2 separate regions of the Mus musculus genome follow, and region 2 is linked to region 1. Evidence: chromatin loops called from intact Hi-C (ENCODE). Cell type or tissue: heart. All regions are shown on one strand. Links, peaks and the distances in the headings refer to the core of each region. The heading gives the core; the rest is flanking DNA.

The links. Peaks named below come from ENCODE experiments on the same cell type or tissue, not always from the same donor. Only the 100,000 strongest peaks of a DNase experiment are listed, where the experiment ranks them.
Region 2: a loop joins it to region 1, with 1.9 times the contacts of the local background. A loop is called at or near these places in 3 of 42 quality-filtered maps.

Annotation. Positions count from the first base shown.
Region 1 is chr10:12,541,843-12,553,887 of GRCm38, reverse strand. All of the region lies in intron 50 of Utrn (utrophin), which reads left to right. Among named protein-coding and RNA genes, the nearest start is that of Gm25139, 180 kb to the right of the region's middle. In heart, for the core only: a CTCF peak has its summit at 5,056 (motif pointing right); a DNase peak (open chromatin) is centred at 4,987; H3K4me3 peaks cover 1,186 bases; H3K27ac peaks cover 833 bases.
Region 2 is chr10:12,444,681-12,456,725 of GRCm38, reverse strand. It overlaps Utrn (utrophin), which reads left to right. Exons shown (of 74, transcript NM_011682.4): 60 at 1,162-1,363; 61 at 8,634-8,719. Among named protein-coding and RNA genes, the nearest start is that of Gm25139, 82 kb to the right of the region's middle. In heart, for the core only: no CTCF peak of the experiment used is centred there; no DNase peak of the experiment used is centred there.

The DNA.
Region 1 (12,045 bases), core at 2,599-7,598:
TTTGAAGATACACATATGGCTTATTTCTCTCTGTGCACTATTTATTTGCCAGCCTATCCACTTTTCTGTGTTCCTTAATGCGTGAATCTGCCATCATTTCTTTACATGTTTCCTGTCCAAATGGAGCTTATTGTGAATTCCTGTGGGTAGAATTTCTGTGTCAAAGGTCATAAGCATTTAAAATTATCCTCTGTCCCCAGACTGGGCAGTTTCTAGTAATCTTCAGGAAATGGAGTGGTTACCCTAGTTCTGCCAGGCATAGGCAGAACTCTAAACAGCCCACAATTTTCTGTGTCATGGTCTGGGTTGACTGACTGTGTTTGGTAGAAGAAGAGTGTGGAGAAGAAACAAAGAACCAGTGTAGAGCTCAATGCGCAGAACACCCATAGAAAGGAGTCAGGCAAAGACACAGCATGTCAATCAGAGGGTGGGTGCAGTAGAGAGAGATAAACAAAGAAAATTACTGTCTCTGTCTTTAGGGGCGCTGTATTTGTGCTTCCTGTGGAAAGTGTACAGACTTTGATTTCTTTAACCTGGGCATTCCCACAAAGCTGCCAAACCTTCCAGAGCCTTCTTCTTAAAGCTCCATGTCACGTGGCCACATCTGTCCTATGCGCTTACACTGAGGCTTGGCTGTTAAGAGCATTTTACCCTTGTCTGATGCTGCATTGTTTTCGGGAAGGATATATTTTGGGGACAGTAACTTGTCTCGGTATTATTTTCTGAATAACCTACTATAGTGCTCTCTGAATCCTTAACTATTTAGAGGGCCGTGGAAAGCTGACCCCTGCACCTGGCTGGCTAATTCAGAAGTGGATCAGCTGGCGGGCCTGCCCCTGAACCCCTTCCCCACTCTCCCAGGGAAGAAAAAAAGCTCTTTGTGCTTTTACCATAACTGTTAAAACCTTCTGGCCATGAACTATGGAAACATCTAAAGTAGTAACTTTTTTTTCTTATGAATGGTGTTTTTTTTTTTTATTTCCCAACACCCACCCTTATCATTATCAAAATAGATGTGGCATTTATTAAAGGTGAACATTATAAAATAAGACCTTGTGCACAGTCTTATGCCCCGGCTTCCTGGGATGAAAGGAGGTTTCACCCCTTTCATCAGGGGGCTCAGGCCTCCATCTCCTGGTTGAACTTTCTGCCCTTTGGGGCTGTATATTACCTTAAATAGCTTGCAGCTGACAGACTGCACTGCCGGCCCATGTGAACTGGAACGCTGTAATGGATGGGGTAGCGTCTCCTAATGGAACCACCGTGGTAGGCGACAATGAGAAGAAATCTCTCCTCGGGATTAGGGGCTTGGAGCGATTTTATTTTATTTTATACTTTATTTTATTTTAGTTCTGACCTCCAAGTTAGCAGGTTATGAAGAGGAGAAATGAGGTGATTTGCTTCACAAGAAATAAACAAGGGTCTTTTCTTGAGTCAGAATGGGCTTACAGCAGGCACAATGTTCTTGCCCATGCCTGAAGCTGTTCATTTTGTGAATCGGCCAGCCGCCATTTATCTGTGGCCACCTATTGACCCCCGTATGCTTTGCTTTACAGGCTCCTAAAATCTCTTTCTTTTCTCAGGGTTCTTTGTATTGGCCACATCAGGAGAAATCTGTTAGGTTTTATGCAGAAAAAAAAAACACTTTATTTTTACAGTTTTAAGACATGTGAGCTTGGTATTTAGAGGGAAGGAACGCTTAAGTTCACTGTAGGAGAAAATATCAGTTCCCCAAAGCTACTCTTTATGTTAACCCTAGATAATCTCTTGCTGCTTTTATAAAATTACAAGTAAGTTATCTTTTAGCAAGCTATACGCAACACAGTTTTTAAATGTAGAATATTACTTTATCAGCCTGCTCTTTGGAAGTTCATGGGGAAGCCATACAGGCCTTTTCATTTTGACACTGGAATGTGGTTTTCATTAGGTAATTTGGATTTGGATTTTATTGGTTGGATTTTCCTGTGCTTCTCCATGGTTCCGGGGCCTTCCTTGGCTTTCTCATGGAACTGTATGCTTGAATTTGAAACATGTCTTACTTAGCTAAAGATTCTGGGTTGCTTAGGTTGATCTATCGTAGAGACCAGCAGCTTGGCATGCCTTCGCACTCCTGAGGATTAGTGAGCCTTTTATTTGCACACTGGTTTAAACGGAGAAAATGTCAACTACTTCAAATGCCACCATCCAATTTGTTGTCTCTCTGGTGGCTTTTTAATTTCACTGGAGGCTTCTCTAGGACTTATAGGATTTACAGAAGATAATGTATCAAGAAAAGCTTGCTGTACAAAAAAGGGGGAGTACATATCACAATTCATGAACTGAATTTAAACTGAGGAAATGTCATCACCAATAGATAGAAGGCAGTTCACTACATTTAGATTTTCGAAGTCTTACTTTTAATGCCTCATTTCCAAGCTCTTAATTTACATGCTGGAGCTGCAGCTGAATGACCGATCACTTTCATAATGTAGATAAGGCCCTGAGTTTGATCATCTAGAACAGATAAATGAATAAGAAAACATAACAATACAGATTTAGTGTGGTGACAGTATGTAATTAAAGTGAAGACTACGGAGATTGGGACTGGAGAGGTGGCCTGGCCCTTAAGTGTTCATACAGTTCTCCCAGGCCTTGGGGTTCAGTTCCCATCCAGGTCAGGTGGCTTGCAGCCTCTTGTAATTCCAGTCCCAGCAGATCCAGTGTGTTTCTTCTCGCCTTTGCAGGTACCGGCACTCTCATGCACATACCCATACCCATACATACATGTATAACAAAAAATAAAAATCTTAAAAACAAGAGTGTAAAGATGTCTTCTGAGGGGACTGGAGAGATGGCTCAGCAGTTAAGAGCACCGACTGCTCTTCTGAAGGTCCTGAGTTCAAATCCCAACAACTGCATGGTGGCTCACAACCATCAGTAACGAGATCTGGCACCCTCTTCTAGAGTGTCTGAAGACAGCTACAGGGCACTTACATATAATAAATAAATAAATCTTAAAAAAAAAAAGATGTCTTCTGAACGACTCCACCACCTTTCCAGTGGTTTATTTTGAATATAGACCCCCTAGTCTATGCTGGTCACCTTTGTTTACTGCACCATCATAGCTAGGCTGACCCCCATCTTTGACAGTTTTGACAACGGTGTGAAGAAAATTCTATCTCAGTGCCCTCTCTTCTTTGCCGGCAGAGGGTGGCAATTCTGAGAACGGGCAGCAGCTTTGGTATGTTCTACTGCAAAGCTGCTGGTCCCCTCCTTCTTTTTCCTTATCCTGTACAGAATATGGACATTTACCGCACTCAGAAATGTGTCTTCTCTGGAGGAGATCTGCCCTAAAGAAGGATGCTGTTATTATGCCTTGACCTTTATTCTTAGGGAAGGAAACAGGATATCTCAGGCACTTCTAATAGCATTGTGCTCCTTAGCTTGGTGTAAAAACCCTCTAAGGGTAAGAGCCTTCTTGTGCTTCCTATTGTCTGTTGCTTGGTAGAGTCTTTTCAGTTCACTCTTTAGATATGTGCGGCCTGTTTGCACATGTCAGCTCACAGTCCTGTAGCACTCTGGGTGGTAGCTGGAAGTTTGCCCAGCTGAGAGAGTTTGCTCTTTTTCTTCCTCTTATTTATTTATTTATTTTCTGGGTGGTGGTTGGTGGTGGTGGTAGCTGTGGTGGTGGTTTCTTTTGTCTTGAATTTATGTAAAAAGTTTATTTGTTGCTGTTTAAAGATCTCAGCATGTGGCCTGAGCCCTGGCAGACTGGGTCACCTTGGCTAAAGCAAGGGCTGAGAAAGAGTCCCCTGGATGTGTGAATGTCAGTACTCCAGTCTTGTCCAGTCTGTTTTGAGCCACATTGCAGACTGCTTTTCCTCTATATTTTCTGAATAATGGTTGGAGAAAAATGAGAGTTTCTATTTATCCATCAAAATGTGGTGCTTTGGAAATCCTACATAGCCATTTTTGCCCCCCAGGGGAATATATAGATTTCTATAAATAAGTAATGAAAATATTTTAAAAGCTTGTTAAATTTTGTATAAATGGACATATGTAAAACACATGCTATGGAAATACTGATGTGAAAATAGGTTGGGAATGAAGTGGAAAGAGAACAGGTTTGTAGATCAGACACCTGTAATAGTGATGGATTCCTGGTAGATTTGAACTCTTACATGTGAAGATCTTTTTGTATAGGTTTAAATGGATGCTCACAACTTTGATACTCAGGTAATTGTGTAGAAAACTCTAATTTCAGCGTGCTCTTCCACCTTTGCTGTTGACCTGATGCAAAAAAGTAGATTCAGTTGCATTAAGACCCTTTGTGATGTGTCCCCATTAAAACACTGTTTATGGTAAAAATCCTCCCCGTGACTAGAGAAAGATGCTTCCTATGGACAGCCCCACCGTTCTTACCTTTTATGGCTATGCTAAATAGCTATGTAAAACAAAACAAAACAAGACAAAACACCCTGTGAAATGGTAGGATGACTGATCAGTACAAAGGTGTAGTTTGTTCTGAACTTCCCCCTCCAAAGTCATCCCACCTGAAGTGGAAAATAAGTTCGGTGTCATTGGTTGTCAAAATTGGAATATTTTCTTTCATTTTGTCCGTATCAAATTCTCCTTATGCAAACAGACCGGGCGACTTTTTAATAAGATCAAAGAACTTTAAGAACTATTTCCCTCATCATTTTGCCTTTGCAGCCCGTTTTATTTTCTTTGCACTAATAATGGAATTAATGAAGCTTGTTTCCTTTTGTGGCATGTGGTGTGTGGCGCACCCACTCCCCTTTCTTTTCCTGGGTGGGCTCCCAAGGGGACTATGGCTCCTGGGGTCTATTCAGGACTGAGACAATGTAAAGGATACTGTACTGAAGTTTGGGGCAGGGCGGCCTCCAGGAAGTGGGAGGAAGCTTCAGTCCTGCTGGGTGAGGGGTGGCGGGAGAGGGAGGATGCTGATTAAAATAATAAACAGGGGCCTAGGAGAGAGTCCGGGTGCTGTCAGATCAGGTCTGGGAGTCGCGGGAGCTGCTGCAAAGCTCCCTCTGGGCACTGCACACCCTGTCCTGAGGAGGGCATCCTGAGATTTGTTGCAAGACCTTTCCTTCCGGACCGGAGCAAAGCAACTTTTAAAAGTTTTAACTCCGCGGCACTGACAGCGTACCTTAGGCTGTGCTGAAGTGAGCAAGCGGAGTGAAACTAGCTTGGTGGTCACCATAGCAACTGTGCTTCTGCTGTCTGGGAGAATGGAAGCTGGTGGTCTCGTGTCTCGGGTTTTTTGGGGCGTCTTCAGCTAGGAGCACACTCCTGCTTACTGGAACTCTACATAAGCCCTGCTGTTTTAAAATTGGCTCTTGACTCAGACTTTTTTTTTTTTTCCTGTCTTTTCCTTTTTTCTTTTTGAAGGCAGCCTGAATGGAGGAAGTTGGTAATGCTTGGCTTTTTTTCCCTCCCTTCTCTCTTGCAAGTTTCCAGGCTATAGCTTTTTCCCCCTTTCCTTTCTGCTGTGTGTAATTGAGACCAAACTCTAAGCCTGGGCTCTGAAGAGAACAGTGGTGGCCTGCAGGTCTTTAGGGAGGCCGGCAGAAAGAGATCCTGGGCTTCCCAGGGCAAAAAAGGAGACCATGCCAGCCTCGTGGAACACAGCTACAAGAAAACACAGAAGCAGGTCTCTGCCTGCCGAGCTCCGAAGTCCGTGAGGAAACGGACCCAAGGTGGGGTGGCTAAAATGTCCCAGCGCAAGCTGCTGATGCTCATGGGCCACCGCTCAAGGGCAAGGATTGAAAAGGATTTTACGAAGGAGTTGAAAGTATAGCTAGTGAAGATACGGGTTTTAAAAGTTGGACGTTGTTGTCTGAAGGAAGTTTGCCAGGAAGATGTAGGCTTCAAGGGCTCCCGGACGATGATTGGTCTGAACTTCAGCTTACGAGAATTGTTGACAAAATTTGAAAAGGTATGCAGAAAGAAAACTTCACGGACGCACTTCTGTTTTAGTTCTGTTTCTTCTTCTGTTTGTGCTCTCCTCTTTCTTCTTCTTCTTCTTCTTCTTCTTCTTCTTCTTCTTCTTCTTCTTCTTCTTCTTCTTCTTCTTCTTCTTCTTCTTCTTCTTCTTCTTCTTCTTCTCCTCCTCCTCCTCCTCCTCCTCCTCCTCCTCCTCCTTCTTCTCCTTCTCCTCCTCCTCCATTGTTTACTGTAACTTCTAAAGCATTTTCATTTTTAATTTTAATGTAATAGCTTCTTTGAGATTGTGTTTTAGGGAACATAGTTCTTTCCCTTGGTCAGGAAGAGTTCTCATGCTTGTCAGCTTTAACGTTCCACATCAGAAGGAATGGCTTAGAGTCAAGTCAGCTGGTAACTTAATTGCAATTTATTTGGGGGGAGAAAACAAAACAACAGCCAAATCCAGCAACAAACACTGGGTTTGGGTGCCAAAGGCTGACTTCATCAAGCGTGTATTCTGTTTTCCATGCCCCTCAGGTTTGTTTATCTCTCAGGCTGCTGCGGCTGAGCCTGCCCTTGCAGCCCCGGCTGAGGATTCAGCTCTGAGCCCCAGAAGCTGGCCCTTGGTAACGATGGCACATCTGCTGTCTGGCATTTCCTTCAGAATCTCTTGTTTTAAAAGTGGATAAGGTTTAAGGCTTGGATTACTAACTTTGCACTTGGCACCCTCTCTTCCCCCAAGGCTCTTGGCACACCCCAGGGTGGAGCATAGCCTGTAAAAAGGCTACCTCCTCACTTTTTGAATTAAACAAAGCAGAAACCTCCCCGAGCCAGTTAGTGGCTTCCTGAGTGCCAGTCTTGTTCCAGTTTCTGCTACTTAAAGGAGTGGGGAGAGAAAGAAAAGAAAGAGGCAGGGTCCTTTATCCCTATAGGCACAGATGAACTGTTTATCAACTGTTAAATGTGTTCTGGTTTTTCCCACCATTCCTGAAAGTACAAATATAAGCATCTTGAATCATTCAAAGAATAATAGACTTTTTCTTAGGAATTGCAACTGCCAGAGGAAAAGATGTAAAAAGTGATACCCTTTAAAAAGGTGGTAGGCTTTTCCTGAACAATTGCAGCCATCCTGGCTTCCCAGTGATGGAAGCAGCCTATCAGAAGTATGTATAACAACAGCAAAAAGTTAGTCCCTCCTCATAGAGTGCTTCCTATCTCACATCCCAACTTGAGTAGTGGAGAATTTGCTTGTAACATGGGACAGACCTGTTGCTTTCATAGTTGGTAAGGGTCTGAATTCTGGAGAGCAAGAGCCAGTTCACAGTTGGCTTGCTCACTTACAAAGGGCATGACAAAGAAAGAATATCGCTCTTGTGGCAGCTGCGAACAGCAGGTGACAAACTTTATGGCCGTAAAGAGGTCTGTTAGCTTGTTTTCTGCAGATTTGTCTCATTCACATAAAAAGGTATAGAGCATATGTGACAGGAATAATAATTCATGCTTGTCATCCTCACCCCCCTCCAATAATCATGGTGCAATAGCTGGACTTTTGAATTCTAATTGCTGCTATTTGTCTTCAGGCTTAGGTCAGATAGCTGAGGTGAGCAACCTAGTTTCTTAGGCCTCTGGGCCATCTTGTGGGTAGAGTCAGATGTTCTGACATTGGTATGCTTTCTCCTTTAATTCCCAGGCCTTGGTATCTGAACATGACTTAATCTTGTTTTTACTTTAGGAGTTGACTTGACAGCAAAAGAAAGGCTTATATATGTAAAAGGCTTGATTTGAAAATTTTCTCCAAGGATAGATTTCCAAGAGACCACCCTGCTTCCATTGAATATGAACTTTATGTATGCTCATTCTTGTGGTGGGCATGTTTTCAAAGCCTGGATGAAGGTAACACTTATATGTGTTTCACTGGTAGGAAGCCATCACCCACCAGTGTGTATTTTTCCAACTCGCACCTTAAAAAAAATCCCTTTGTATATTCTAACAAAGCTGTCTCATATATTCAGTTTATGCTCCATTAAGTCATTGCCAGGAAAACCGGAATTCTGGAAAGGTTTCACTACTTCACACCTCTCAAATTCAGCTACTTCCCTTTCTCTAACCCAGAAAGCAACGCTGCCATTTCTGGGGACATTTGAACTATTTGTAATTGGAAAGCCACGTGGGGTGCTGACTGCCACTTGCAACAGTACACTCAACTCCCTTTTCCCGTGGCATGCAGAAGCTACCATGTTCATTTGTGGTCTTGCTTTATTCCAAAGACTGTAGAAGCTGACCTGCTATGTGCAGTGGTAGACTCCCTTTATTCCATGGAATACAGGAGCTGACCTACTATGTGCACTAGGGGACTCCCTTTACTTTCAGTTCTCTTAGTTTTTCTTCCTCCTTCTCCTCCTCCCCTCCTCCTCCTCCTTGCCTCAGACATGCCACCATTTTCATAACAGCAGTTTAATTGTTCAATCAGATGGTAAGTTATCACAACCAAATGTCAATTTTGCTTTATTTTTAAAGCCATTTCTGGCTTGAAGAAAACTAAGAGTCCATCTTGGGATAGTAGATGCAGATTTGATATGTTTGGTAATTGAGGTCCGTGCTTGGCAGGTTACCCAGTGCTGACTGATACTGAGAGATTGACTTGTTAGATATCTAAGATCATTGGATGGGGTGAAAGCAAACCTTCTGCCCGCCTTTAAGGCACCAGACTGTGGAGATGAAGAGAAAGCCACATTATTTTAAGGAAACTAGTGAAAACTTTGCTCTTTTCACACATATCTGAACATCTATCATATGAATGAATATCTACTCCTGGGCAGATTGCAACTAGGACTCGTGTCTCTTCAAACCACCATGTTATGAGTCCTTGGGGGTCCAAGAGGCAGGAAGCTTTCAGAGATGCTCATCCAAGCTCAGGGAACCATTCCCTCCTAAGAGGAGGACCTTCTTACTAGAGGATAAGGACCTCACCGTGTGATGGATCCGCCAATAAGGAGGTCTCTCAGTATCCTTAAGCCACATGCAGCTATGCCCATGAACCTGAGAGTGACTTCTCAGCAAGCTCAAGTTTGTAGACAAAGAGATGACTCACCAGGGAACCCCTGTCAAAGCCTCTGGCTTAGTTTCATGGTTCCACTCATTTTAATTCACCAGCGTTTTTCTTGAGCAAACTTTCCTAACGAAAGCATAACAGCGTTAGTGCTGTACTGTCTTAGCAGAGCCTCTTGTATTGTGTACTGGTTTTGTGTCTGTTGCTTAGTCCTACAGAGACTTGAGTAATGGGCAGCTCTAGCTCAGTGACATTTTAAATGACTGTCGCTTTTATTAATTTTTTTATAGCCCTGCTACTAGATGATTAATGATAATGGTCATCCCAAGGGGTTCTGTTTTTGTTTTTAATCGACAGATGATAATCATACATCTTTATGGGGTAACATGTGACAATGTTGTTACATTTATATATTATGTCATGATTAACTCAGGCTCTTTAAGCCATCCATCATCTGAAACATTTATCATTCCATTGCTCTTTAGACATACAAAATCTCCTATCACAGTTTGAAACATATGATAGAATATGGTCGGTTGTGTTCTCCTTTGAGGGATCCTTACCATGTATCTGGATGGCAGTGTTCACTTGGTGAGTCTTTAAAGAAAGAGACTCTTCATAGTGACAATATAGTCACTGACTATGTAATGCATCTCTATGGCATTTACCCCCTTTATCAAGCATGAGTCTGATATTTTAAAAGCTAGAAGAGAAGTGAGCCATGGTTCATAGGTGATGGTCTATCATGTTGGAGAAAATATGGCTGCCATGGTGGTTTTGTTCCCACTGGTGGCAATTAGGATGGTTTGCTCATAGATGTGCAGGTACAACAGGAGAAAAACTGGATTGGAGAGAAGTGGGGCCAGGGTATAATATTCAAGCCTGCCTGCCACTTGGCAACCACATCCTCCAGCTAGACCCTCTCTCCTACAGTCTTCATAACATTTCAAAAACAACTCCAGTAAATTTTAAATACATAAGTCTATGGGGGACGTTTCACATTAAAACTGTTATAACCTCTGAGCTATACCTCCAACCCTCCAATTAAATATTTAATTCAAATTAAATATTTAATTTAAATGTGGGTAGATCCTGGAAGAGACAGTAAATTCCTTCATTTACTGTTTAGGGAATATTTCTGAAGTACCAGTTATCAAGGTTGAATGTAGGGATGGGAGACAACCACGTGGGGCCCACTCTTTCCTTCATTGGGCTATTGTAGTGGTAGGATATAGACCTTAAGCGAGAAGATTTACATGATAAGTGTGCAGTTTATCCTATTGTCTTAGTTGGGTGGGTTTTTGTTGTTGTTGTTTTTTGCTTGTTTTATGCGAGGAGACACATGCCATAACCAAGGCAAATTTTATAAAGGAAAACATTTCATTGGTGCTGGCTTACTGTTGGAGGTTTAGTCCATTATCATCATGCCTGGGGAAGCACGGTGTCATATAGGCAGACATGGTGCTGGAGAAGAAGCTGAGAATTCTACATCCTCAACTCACAGGCAGCAGACTTGAACATCTGAGAGCTCAAAGCTCATACCCTAGTGATGAACCTCTACCAACCAAACCACAGCTACTCTAACAAGGCCACACCTCCTAATAGTGACCCTCCTGATGTGCCTCTAGGAACCACTTTCTTTCAAACAGGCTTATTTTGTCCAGTTTCTTTTAGCTTAACTGAGTTTTGTTTTAATTCAGCTTACTTTTGAGATGGGGTATTCTAGAGTTGGTCATTGTGTTGATCAGTTTGTAATCAAGTTCTTGGTGATCCTCCTGCCTCAACCTCCCAAGTGCTGGGCAGTTGCAGGAATGAGCCCTCACACTCAGCCAATAGCAAGTATAGTAACAGTAGAAACTGGTTTTATAAAGTCTCCTCTGGAGAAATTGCATTATATCTGTGATTTCAAAACCTAGTTTAAGCTTAAGGAGAAACTGAGGTTGTGTTCCGGTTTGCGAGCTCCTGCGCAGCATGGGTGGATTTGGGTGGAGGGAGAAACTCACTAGGATCTTCATTGACAGAGCACAGCAGCAACACTGATTGGGATTTGAAGAGAAGCTTACCCCAGGATTGTAGCTTTGAATGTTTGATTAGTGTGAAGGACAACAGTCCATTGGTGTGAGGTCAGACTTAAGTTTGATCACAATGCTGGATAGAGGAGTTGAGTTAAAACATTATATTGGCCACTTGAAAGGTTAAGGGAGTGTTCCTAGAAACTTGTGATGCAGATAGTCTGTGCTTATGTAGTGTGTGCTTTGAAAGGAAAGTCACTGTAGTGTGATTTAGTGTGGCTTAAAACTATATGGTTTAGACGTTCAGAGTTAAAAGCTTGAAATAATTTTTTTTTTTTTTTTTTGGTGGTAGAAGATAGTTCTGTTTACAGCAGTGTTTACATGTTGGCATTTAAAAAGCAGTTTATAGTTTATTGGAAACTGGCTTGTTGAAATCACCTTGAAATTGTAGTAAATGGTGATCTTAAACTTAGTAAATTGTAAATTAGTAAATAGACTTGTCATAGGTTTTGTCTCTTTGATATAAGTGTAGACAGATGTTCCTGCGACTCTCAGTTGAGGAGTTTCCTCCATCAGATTGTCCTGTGAGCTTATCTGTGGGATATCATCTTTCTTAATTGCTTATTGATGTAGGAGGGCACAGCCCACTGTGGGCAGCACCATCCTTATGCTGAATAAGAAAGTTAGCCAAGCAAACCAGGAGGAACAAGGCAGTAAGCAGCATTTCTCAGTGGTCTCTGCTTCAGTTCCTACCTCCAGGATTCTGTCCTGACCTCCCTAGTGATAGACTGTGACCTAGGAGTTGTAACATGAAATAAATCCTTTCCTGCCCCACTTGGTTTTACTCAGTGTGGTATCAAAGCAACACAAAGCAAACCAAGACAAAAGTTTTTCTACTCCATTATCTTACATATATTTACATCACAAACAGTGGGAGAAGAGCATTAATTGCTCTGATTTCTTAATTTGTAAAAGTAACCGTCAATACTATCAGCTTTACAGTCAGAATGGCATTCTAATGTTGATCAAAATAGGACTCACAGCTTGACTCAAAAT
Region 2 (12,045 bases), core at 2,349-7,348, 97 kb after region 1:
GAGTTGGTAGCCTGTGTCTGCTCTCTCACACGGTTGTCCATCCTTCTCCCAGGTGTTTCCCTCCTTCCTCTTAGTAATGTGCTTAAGAAAGAGCTCCGTGCACACCCTACATGCTCTAGCACCAGCCTTACCCTCCATCTGTGCTTTACATAAGAAGAGTAAAGATGAAATGAAATAAATACCTGAAGGCCAGTGATCTGTGAAGCAGTAGGAATCCATCTTAGTGACAGGTGGTCTGAAATGCAAAGGGGCTTGACTTGATTTGGGCCAATTCTGGTAGTTGAGAATAATTCTGATGTCACTCATTTCAGGTGGTAGAGAGCTATTACTTTTCTATGAAATCTGGTTCTTTTATTTATTTATTTGTTTGCTTCATTTTTCTAAAAAACTATCTCCGGTGATCTTTTAATGCCATTATATACATTTTTGCATACTGTTAGAGAATTGTTAGCTTGACAGTGGTATGGAGATTAACTGCTTGATAGGCCATAATTATATAATTACAGGTTATAATTAAAACTAGGGTTCTGGTGTCTGTTGTTGTGACTATAGATAATAAAACTTGCTTTACTTTTCAAAGAGTTAGAGTAAAGGATTTTTGAATGTTTTCCCTGCACACATGTTAAGAAACGTTTGAGGGGATGATGGGTTACCCAGATTTAAATATCACCTAGTGTAGATATCTGTTGAAATCACAGAGTTCCTCCTCAATATTCGCAACTTTGGTGTTTCTATGAGAATCACTTAAGACTAACTTTAGAGAATTTAAAAAGCAGTTAGAAAGTGAGCTAACATGAGGTGACCAGTGTTGTTACTTGGGATATTTTAATGTTTGGAATAAATTTGTAGACTACTCATTTCTGTACTGAAAAACACAGAGCGACTATAACAAGGATGTCAAAAAGAAAGAAAAATTCAAAGACCAAAAATTTGTAAAAGATCCAAAAGCTACAGCGTCTAGATGAACAGGCACAAAGGTAGAGAGAATATATTTGATCTGAGAGAATGAAAATGTTATCTCACTAACAGCTGAAGTTAACTGGGAAGGATCAGTTCATGAGTTGGCCAGTCAAGCTAAAAGCTGGAGAATAGGAGTGCTGGGCTTCAATGTTGTTGGGTAAGGCGATGCCTCTCTCTAATCCTTTCTCCTCATTCAATTAGTGGATCTCTTAGAGCTGAATACGACGAATGAAGTTTTCAAGCAGCACAAACTGAACCAAAATGATCAGCTCCTGAGTGTCCCAGACGTCATCAACTGTCTGACCACCACTTACGATGGGCTTGAGCAGCTGCACAAGGACTTGGTCAATGTTCCACTCTGCGTCGATATGTGTCTCAACTGGCTGCTCAACGTATACGACACGTAAGTGTGTCATTTATCCTTTAAATGATCACTAGTGAGCGAAGCACATTGATAATAAACTGGGCACTATCATCATCGCCTTGTTGTTGTTGTTGTTGTTGTTGTTGTTGTTGTTGTTGTTGTTGTTGTTGTTGTTCTTCTTCTTCTTCTTCTTCTTCTTCTTCTTCTTCTTCTTCTTCTTCTTCTTCTTCTTCTTCTTCTTCTTCTTCTTCTTCTTCTTCTTCTTCTTCTTCTTCTTCTTCTCCTCCTCCTCTCCTTCTCCTCCTCCTCCTCCTCCTCCTCCTCCTCCTCCTCCTCCTCCTTCCCCTTCCCCTTCCCCTTTCCCTTCCCCTTCTTCCCCTTCCCCTTCTTCCCCTTCTTCCCCTTCTTCCCCTTCTTCCCCTTCTTCCCCTTCTTCCCCTTCTTCCCCTTCTTCCCCTTCTTCCCCTTCTTCCCCTTCTTCCCCTTCTTCCCCTTCTTCCCCTTCTTCCCCTTCTTCCCCTTCTTCCCCTTCTTCCCCTTCCCCTTCTTCCCCTTCCCTTTCCCCTTCTCCTTCTTCTTCTTTCTTCCTCCTCGTCCTCTTCCTCCTCCTTCTCCTTCTTCTCTGTCACCCTCATTAATGGGTGATACTAAAGTTTTAACTTGGGAATAAGTTTGCACATGGCAAACACTTTACCATTGAGCTACATCTCCGACCCTAGTGTGATTTCTTTAAAAAGATGTTTTCATAATCCTCTCGCCCAGTAGAAAGATTTATTCTGATTGTTTAAAAGTAACTGGTTTTCCAAGTCCTTTTGCTCCTAACCATAGGATAAGAGGGAACATACAAGTGTTCTTTCGTGACTTCCTAGTCAGTGAAGGCTGGGGATGTAGCATGCATTCTCTTTCAGGAAACAGCTAGGGAAACCTGAGCTGCATGGTTTCTTTTCTTTCTCTCTGCTCCTTACTATCTTAGATTATTATTTTTCAACAGGCAAACAAAAGCTGACATTCACTGTGAATTAAAATGATTTTTAGCATATAAGAATCTCTATAACTTTGTAAGGTGGCGGTTTGAGTGTAATTTGGACAGCAGTGAATAAAACTTGGTTTGTCCTTAAATAATTGCCATTGTGGTTATGTTTTTCTAAAGTGGTCTTGCCTTTATAATTGATGCTATATGACACTAACACATGTACTTGAACTGTTTCTCAGTGTATAGAAGGAGCACCCTTAACTTCCAGCCCAGCACATCCCGCATATGTGTGACCCTTTTGATTTTGACAATGTATTTGTGCACTAATCAGTTATCAAAAGACTTGCTGTGAGCTGACATTTCAGAAATGTTGGGAATTATTCATTCTCTGGTAGGGGGTTGAAGTATGCAAAAATGAAAGAGGAAAATGAAGACTTGCTTTTCTCTTGAATCTCAAAACTTAGTTCTCATTAAGTAGCTACATGAAGATTTACATTTGTCAGCCTTTGATCTGAAGACAGAGAAGGTAAGTGGTCGTCATAGACAGAGAATATAGATGATAGTTCATAAATGTACATGTTCTGAAGCCGATTCATTCTGTGTAAATGATGATGATAATAGACATGACTTATCTATAATTTTATCTACTCCTTTCATTAGGAAAAGAGATCCTTTATCTTTCAGTAGTAACAAATATCAATATATCTTTTAAAAAAATAAAATAAAAGGATAGCCTTGTGAGTGAGAGTGAAGCTCAGTTACCAGAAAGAGAAGAGGATTTACTGTAATACACTGCTGCCTGGTATCTTTTATTATGCTTTTTAATACAAAGTTGTAATTCTTCTTGGATACAATATTAATTTTAGTGTAAGTAGCTCATTAATTTGCTCATCACTATTTCAAAGTCTCAAAGGACATCTTTTCTACAATAAATTCACCGCAAATAGCTCGTTATTTCCGTGTTTTCTGTGCAGTAGCCTGTAACATGGCTTCCCATCTCAGAAAGAAAGCTAAATGAGAACGTCTGGGGACTTCATCTGACTCTGAAATAGCAAGAGGAGGACAACTTGATCAAAGTTTCTGGGGAACAATCTGCCCCCCAGCAGGTTCCTACTATGACAATTGTAGATTTCTAGGTTGCTGAAACCAAACCTAGTATACTAGGTTGCTTAAACATCATTTCCTCACATCTGTAAAGGCCTGAAGACTGAGCTCACGGTGATGGTGGGGCTGACTGCTGTGTTGTTTTCTCCAGAACGTCTCCTTGGCTCTTCAGTTTCTCTCTTCTTTCCATAAAGAGCCATAAATTCTTTCTACTTGCTCTTTTTTCCTACAAGTGCACCAGGCATTCTGGATTAAGGTCTCCCCTTCCATCTTCATGTTAACTGACTCTTGAAAGATGCTGTTGGCATGAAAAGCAGTATCCTAAGATACAAAGAGTTAGGACTTCAGTGTGCAAATCGAGAGGAACACAGTTAAGCTCAGAACATATAGAGAGGATGCTGTTATTCTAGAATGAGGAGGCAGTGACTCTTTGTTAGGACCCACCCAGTGTGCAAAATGTTGTGATTCATTTCTGGGAGTTAAATGTTGGCACAATCCCATTTCTGACTGCCAGATGTGAACACATAGAAATGCTACATAGAATTTTTTTTTCTACTAGAAAAACAATACCTCGAAATATGCCATTGTTTTGTTTTTAATGGATAAAAAAAATCCTGCAAAACTTACTTCCCCTCAATACCAATGAAACATCAATCACCCCTCTGGGTCAGATGGGTTCCCTTCGGTCTCACTTTCTATTGGGATAAATGAATTAAGCTAAGCATTTGAAATTTGAAATGTATATAAAGAAAATATCTAATAAAAAACAAATAACAAATTAATTAAGCTAAGGAAAATTCAGTTACTTTGTAGGCAGTAATCACTGATGTCCAGCAATGACTACCTGAGTTTCTCTACTTCATATGGCCCATTCGTTTATCTGAGCAATGACTGTTAACTCTACTTCAAGTAATGGTCCTCTGAGTGACTCTGATCAACTAACTATAATTTTACTCTACCCAGAGTAGGGATCTTGGATATTACAGAACCATCAGAAGGCTTTGAACTTAAAAATGATGCCTGTGTTCAGCTAATTTTTTAAAAAAGTTTTATGTGACAGAGTTATAGTTCTTTAAGAAAATATTTTAATGTAGATTTACTTGAAGCACAGGTGTTGGGGGAGCGAAAGAGTTTCTTAGGAAATGGACAGTGAATTCCCAAGAGAAAAGCAGACCACTTGAAAGAGTTACATTGATTTACCTATCCATCCATCATCCATCCATCCATCCACCCATCAATTCATTCATTCATTCATTCATTCATTCATTCATTGTTTGGGTTTCTATTGTTGTAAAAAAACACCACAACCAAGGCAAGTCTTATAAAGGCAAACATTTAATTGGAGTTAGCTTACTGTTTCTGAGGTTCAGTCCATTATTATCATGGCAGAGTCCAGATAGATGTGGTGGACGAACAGAGTTCTACATCTTGATCTGATGGCAATTAGGAGACTGTGTCTTTCCCTGGGCAGAGCTTGAGCATATATATTACCTAAAGGCCCCGCCTCCACAGTGACATACCTCCTCCAATAAGGCTACATCTCCTAATAGTGCCACTTCCCATGGGCCAAGCCTATTCAAACCACCACACAACACTATCATAAGCAGGTGATGAAATCAACTCACACAGAGGAAGATAGTTTTTGGATAGTCATTTGAGAGGTTTCAACCCATGACTGGCTTGCCCCTGACTGTAGGTGAGGTAGCACAGCATGGTGGGAATGCTGGTGGACCAAACTGTCATCACATGACCCAGAAATGCAAGAAAGGGAAGACAATCCTGTTTTCTTCTGGGAGGGTTTGCCTCTCAGAGGTCATCTAATAGGTTCTGGCTTTTAAAGTTTCTCCTGGTCCTCAGGGACCTTTTCAGATGTAAACTGTAAACTGTTAGGTATTTTCAACTCCTTGATTTATTGCCATATGATGTAACCAGGGCAGACCTTCTCAACGTCAACTTGAAATAATGAGTCATGCAGATAGAGGAGATCAAAGAATTCTAATACACATATGACTTAGAGATGAGATATGATCTTTCCATTTTGCCCTCTATTTAACTGATTGGAAAACAAACACATGGAGATACCAGAGTTTTTCTGTAACCACCTGTTACAAATCAATCATAGTTACAGGGCTAACTTGTAGATTTTATTTCCTTGGTTGCATGGATAGTCTTATCATATTGCTGTAGCTTAGCCATGACGCTTTATAAAATCAACTAAACTTTTGAGTTTTAACATATACCCAGCTTCACGTCATATTTTCAGTTTTGTGCCCTGGTTGCTATGTTACTTGGCAACCACTTAACTTTTGGCATCTCAGTATCTGGAAAATTTAGTTAAAAATAAACACACAGCTTACCATACAAAAGGTGAATACTAGGGGCAAATGAGCTAATATATATAGAAAGGGGCTTTATAAACTATAGCAATCAAATCGATTCCATTTATGAATTCACAGCCTCACTCTGTCTTTATCTTGCCAGGTTCAAAAGTCTTAATTTCACAATCTTCCTTCTAGATTTAATGGAAATCCAAATCATTTAAATCATACTTCAGAGCAATAGTCTGGAACACTTGGTTCAAACATTTTTTTTCTCTATAGAGAATATTAGCTTCATTTGTTATAATAAGTCATATTTCTCCCACTATCCTGAGATGAATATAATTTTGAAGGCACTTAACTTCACAGTTAAACTAATTTCAGAAGTCACTTACAAAAACTGTCCTGGGAATTGGATACTTAGCTATTGGGCTAGATCGCTCACTCATACATTTTATTAGCTCTCAGATGCATCTCCAATTAGATATCCTACTTGACATCAAAATAGTCAAGAATGGCCCCATGTATGCACAGATTAATCAGCCAGTGAGCCTGTGTATAAATGCTCACCCCACCCTATGTGTTGGAGGGGGTGTGTTTGCACCCACACCTATGTTCTCTTACGCAGGCGTGTGCTATGACATCTCATGTATGTCTGATTGTAATCTTCTCTTTCTTAGAGGGAGGAGGACAGTACTAGGGATTAACTAGGGCTGGCCCACTCCATGTAAGGCAAGCACTCTGCCACTGAGCTCCAATGGCAGGCCTTAAGTTTGAACTTCTTGATTAACTGTGAGAGGCTGGGAACTACTCAAAGTGCTCTCTCAAAAACCTACCAACCACAGTCATCTTGTATTTGGTTTTTCATTTCCACACATTAGGGTTGATACTGTATTTTCTATAGTCACCCTCTTGTCTTACTTCCCTAGCTAGTATGTGGGTTATTGAGTAAGAATCAGGTTCTCTACTTCTTCTTGAAGTTCATGGAACAATTCTGGGATCTTAGATTACAGTAAGCCTTTACAGCTGATGGTAGCTGATTGACATTTTCAATTGTCTTTCTGATGATGTAGCTCTCCTGTTTTCCCAGTAGACTTGGAAGTCAGCTCTACTGGTATCTTTCTGATCCCTTAAAGGACTGGTTTGTTTTTACCAACATTCTTGCACCAATCCCTTAGCTACATTCATTCATTAACCTTTATTACTTTCTAAAAGTAAATTGCCTGTGTTCAGAGGATAAACACTTTCCAGCTCTTGAAGGGAATAAACACTATTTCATATGATAATTTGGAAAACTCTACAAATATTAAGTAGAAACATGATTTGAAGTATGGCTCAGTTTATTTGAAACTGGCTGGTATTTCTTGACTCTAGGCTAGGTTAGGCTAGAACTTGTCATTTTTCTGCCTGTTGAATTCTCAGAGGTTGCTACCATCCTTAGCCATAATCTAAGCATGCTTTCTTTTTCTTTTAAAGAACATTTATATGTTTGGTGTCATGCTATATATGCAGACATTTACTTGATCATTTATCACTTGAAAATGGAAGACTATTACTTAGTATGACTAACAAAGCACATTACAGATGTTTATGTATTTTTCAAATACTGTAAATCACAACCTGTATTAGTTACTTTTCTATTGCTGGGATAAAACACTGTGTCCAAGGCAGCTTATAGAAAGACAGGTTTTTTATGGCTTATAGTTCCAGGGGCATGGGAGACCATCAGCATCATGGTAAAGTGCCAACCATGGATGCAATATGGGGCCTGGAGGAGCAAGCAGAGTAAGAGAACTCAAAGTCCGCCTTCAGTAACATCCCTTCTCCAGTGAGGACACACCTCCTAAACCTACCCAAGACAGGGCCACAACCAGGGACATAGCTCAAAAACTAACATTGCTTATTCATACAACTACACTGTCTTATGTGCCCATATAGTAAGTGAACATTCGCTTATGTGTTTTAAACGTTCAATATGTATGCCTTAAATCTAAGAAATTTTAGAGAATAAACCCAAGCTGAAAACGGATGAAGATTATGAAACAAGAAATATAGTGAGAAGACTTTTTCCTGGGTTGTGTGTTGTTCCACTGGAAAGATCATGTTCTGTTAATTTTATGGTGCTTTTCTGCATCCCAGGGCTTGTTTAACAGCTTAATACTTTGATAGGCATTGGAATAAAAATGTGTGTGTGTGTGTGTGTGTGTGTGTGTAAAATCTCCAGTTCTTAAGTGAAATTGAAATGATGTTTCACTGTCTTAGTGTGAAAGTATTTCCTAGAGCTGACTAATTAATACATTCCATTTTTAATTACAATTTCATGCTTCCTCTAATACAGATATCACCCCAGCCTATTTGAAACCATTCACTATTAAAATTGCAATAATAATTTATAGACTACATTGGCAGAGATCAAAGTGAATGAAGACAGCAAACTCTAAAGTTTCATAAGCCCTGAGTCTTCAACATATAATTTTCTACGTATATTTTTTTTACATTTGGGTTTTAATTTATTAGTATTCTTCTCTTGCTATATAATGTTGCGTTCATATGTTGTACAGCCTGCTTGCTATCTAGCTTTGATGCGTATTTTGATTTTACATTTAAAACCAACAGATTTCAGTTATAGCATTTCTTTAAGTAAAATCTATTTGGCTTTATGATTGTTGTTTTTATATTCATTTCATGTGTTCTTGGGCTGTGTCTTGTGTGTAAAAGGACGTCAGTGTATTTTTCTGGACTTGTTCAAAGATGTTGAACTGTCATGAAGTTGTGATGTAGGTTTGGCAGTAATGGTTAAAACCAAGTAGACAAGTTGAATCTTTAACTCGAATTTATTATGCAGTAGTTTACTCCCAAGAAAATGGCATTCAACTTGCTGTGTAAATGCATATAACCCATCTTATAATTTCAGGGGCCGGACTGGAAAAATTCGGGTACAGAGTCTGAAGATTGGATTGATGTCTCTCTCCAAAGGCCTCTTAGAAGAGAAATACAGATGTATGTAAGACCTTTTACTCCATGGTGCTTCTAATAATAATCTAAATTTATTGGGCGCTGACTTTATATAGTTTGCGGTAATGTTAGCTTCCAATTGGAGGTGCTTACTATGTGTACCAGTTTGAACAAAGATGACAATGTGAAGAGAATTTGGATGATTTGAAAAACTGATTGTGGGGCAAGAGTGAGGTGTACAGATACAGCACAAACTAAGCACAAATGTACATTCATTTAATATTAGAATATTCTAGTAGGTATTACAACTCCCATTCTTTTAGGTGAGCAAATTAATGCTGAAATAGGTCAAGAATCTAGTCAAAGGCCGTATGACCCATTAAAATGTTGGTGTTGAGCTAAGGACTCCATAACCCCCTTTTTTTTCTCTCTTAAAAATCTCATTTCTTCCGTTTATTGTAGCAAGTAGTTTTTGCTACCCCACTTTAAGCTCCAGGTGGACCACACTACCAGCCCCACCCAGACTCCCTTGCATCCATGGATTAAAAACAACACACATACTCTCCAGTGAGTCTTAGAGTGCTTTTGCTAACTCAGTGACCGCAACTGAAAACTCACATCACTGGTTGGCTTAATCTCCTGCTGCTACTGCCTCCTTCTTCTTCCCCAGATTCTCCCTGAATCCTCCTGGGTAACTCTTAAGTATCCCACCCCATCCTCAGTCATTGATTGGTCCCTGGTATCTTTATTGAGCAATCAAGAACCACCTGGGAACAGGACCTTAGCATTAGACTCCCTACAGTTTATGGTTAATGATAATTAGAAAAAAAAAAGAAAAGAAAGAAGAAAGAAAGAAAGAGAGAGAGAGAGAGAGAGAGAGAGAGAGAAAGAAAGGAAGGAAGGAAGAAAGAGAGAGAGAGAGAGAGAAAAGTAAGAGGGACTAAAACTTTTATTAGCCTTTATTCTAAATAGTATTATTTTGTAATTTGGACATTATAAAGTGATAGATGCTTTCAACTTTTATTTCGGTTATTCAAGTAAGTGCCTCATTAGCTATTGATTACTGAACAATGTCTTGGCATGCTCAAGAGTGGGACCTGTAGTTATATCTTTCCCACTTAGTGATCAAGTGTCATTAGATGGGTGTCTTGATCCCTTTTAGTACGTCTAGCCAAAAGTAATATTACCACTATTTCCTGGTACACTGAGCTGTACACCAGAGGGTGAGAGATGAGACCAACAATTGTACCATTGGGAGGAAATCAAGGTAATAGATTACAAATTGTCAAAAATAGCAGTGGTCAAGTAAATGATTACCATCTCCATGTGTCTCCAAACTCATTGCCATGGTGACAGCATGTCGTTTAGTTTTATTTGTTCATAAAATATAAGTAGCTTGATGCTGCCAAGCCTACTTCTAGATGAGTCTGTGCAAATAAATCTGTGTATTTGGAGGAGAGTGTGGATAATAATTTTTGAATAGAAAGATATCAGAAGACAAAAATGGGTACAAGAAAGGAGTAGTAGTATGAGGGTCTATTAATAGCTCAGTGGTCCATCTCATGCTACGCAATGTCCTTGCTCCTATCCCCAAAATCAAGAAAAAAATTTTCCCCAAGTAAAGGTATGTGATCATTGTTCTTATAACCTAAGTCAATTGAGTTTCTTCTAAAAGCATTCAACATCGTGTATTTTGGGGATAACTGTTATTGTTTGATTTAAATGTCAAGCCTAGAATCCAAAGGCATGATTTTCTTACAAATGTTAACAAGAATGTTCAAGAAAGAGCTGTGGGTTTTGTACAGAGCATGAGCTTACTGAAGAACCAGGAGTTGAGGATGCTGAAGTGTGTCTGAGCCTTGCAAGCCATGTAGAGAGACGGGAAGAAGCCCTGAATAAATAAACCTTACATAAAGTTTTGTCTATGGTCCTTTGTCTAGAACTTCAGGAATCTTCACCATTATCAGGAAAAGATATTTCCAAAGCGGAGAACTTGCCATTTCTAAACTGATTAGGAAAGGAAAGAATTACTGAAAAATCAGTGTTCCAAAATTAGGAAAAGATTTTCTTACTAATCATCTGTGATTCGGGGTTTTTCATACGCTCCCAAAAGACTTGGGGCTTTAAAAGTAACAGTTACATCATAGTGCTGAATGGACTCTAAAATGAATGCAAATTCAAGCTCAAGATTTGCATTTTCTGCAAAACAGCATTAAGTGCTCACATTTGGGCAAGAAAGCAGAGGCCCTTGCATTGCAAGTTTCTACTAGTCTATATAACTCATGATGGATGTCACTTCAGGACATAATTAAATAAGAAATCTCTTGGGCTAAATCTTTAATCTAAATCTTTACTTAAATATTGAGGCCCTGGAAATGTCCTGAGGTTCAGTTTTGTTTCTTATCTTGAGATCTTGAGCAACTCCGATTCCACCTTTGATTTCCCCAGTGTTGTGGGAACATCTCTTCATTATTATTTTCTTTGTTAAAATTAATATTCAAAACAAACTGCTCGTTAGCCTCAGTAACAGGAGGCATCCATCTGAAAAGCATTTTGCAGTGGCTGATATTAGAGTCTTTGTCCTACTTGTGCCTATTACTTGTGACTTACTGAGAATGACTTTGGAGTGGTTTCTGACATTCCATGGGCCGTCCTGCAAATGGCCAGGGGCTTGCTGGCATCAGCAGAAGCACACTCAGGAAGCATCTTTTGGAGAGCCCCTTGGATCTCCTCTGGTTTGTTTTTTTTTTTTTTTTTTTTTTTTTTCAAGCTTGTCTCTTAGTTGTTTCTTTCCATTTTTTTTGTTAATTATTTATATTTCAAATGCTAGATTGCTCTTCCCAATTCCCCCTCCTCGAGCTGTCCATCTCATCCTTCCTCCCCCCATGCTTCTATGAGAGTGCTCCCCCACCCATCCACTCCTGCCTCACCACCCTAGCATTCCCCTACACTGGGGCATCTAGCCTCCACAGGACCAAGGGCCTCTCCTCCCATTGATACTAGAAAAGGAACTCCTCTGTTACATGTGTGACTGGAGCCATGGGTCCCTCCATGTGTACTCTTTGGTTGGTGGTTTAGTCCCTGGGAGCTCTGGGGGAAGGAGGTCTGGTTGGTTGATATTGTTGTTCTTCCTATGGGGTTGCAATCCCTTTCCGTTCTTTCAGACCTTCCCCTAACTCCTCCATTGGGGTCCCTGTGCTCAGTCTGATGGTTGGCTGTGAGCCAACCTCCTCTGTATTGGTCAGGTTCTGGCAGATCCTCTCAATTAAAAACTTGTTGTGACCCATTCTTCACATCCTCTGCATACCACCTCTTGTATACGCTTCTAAGAATAAGAACGCAGTGCTTGGTGTCACTTTTTCTCCATGCAC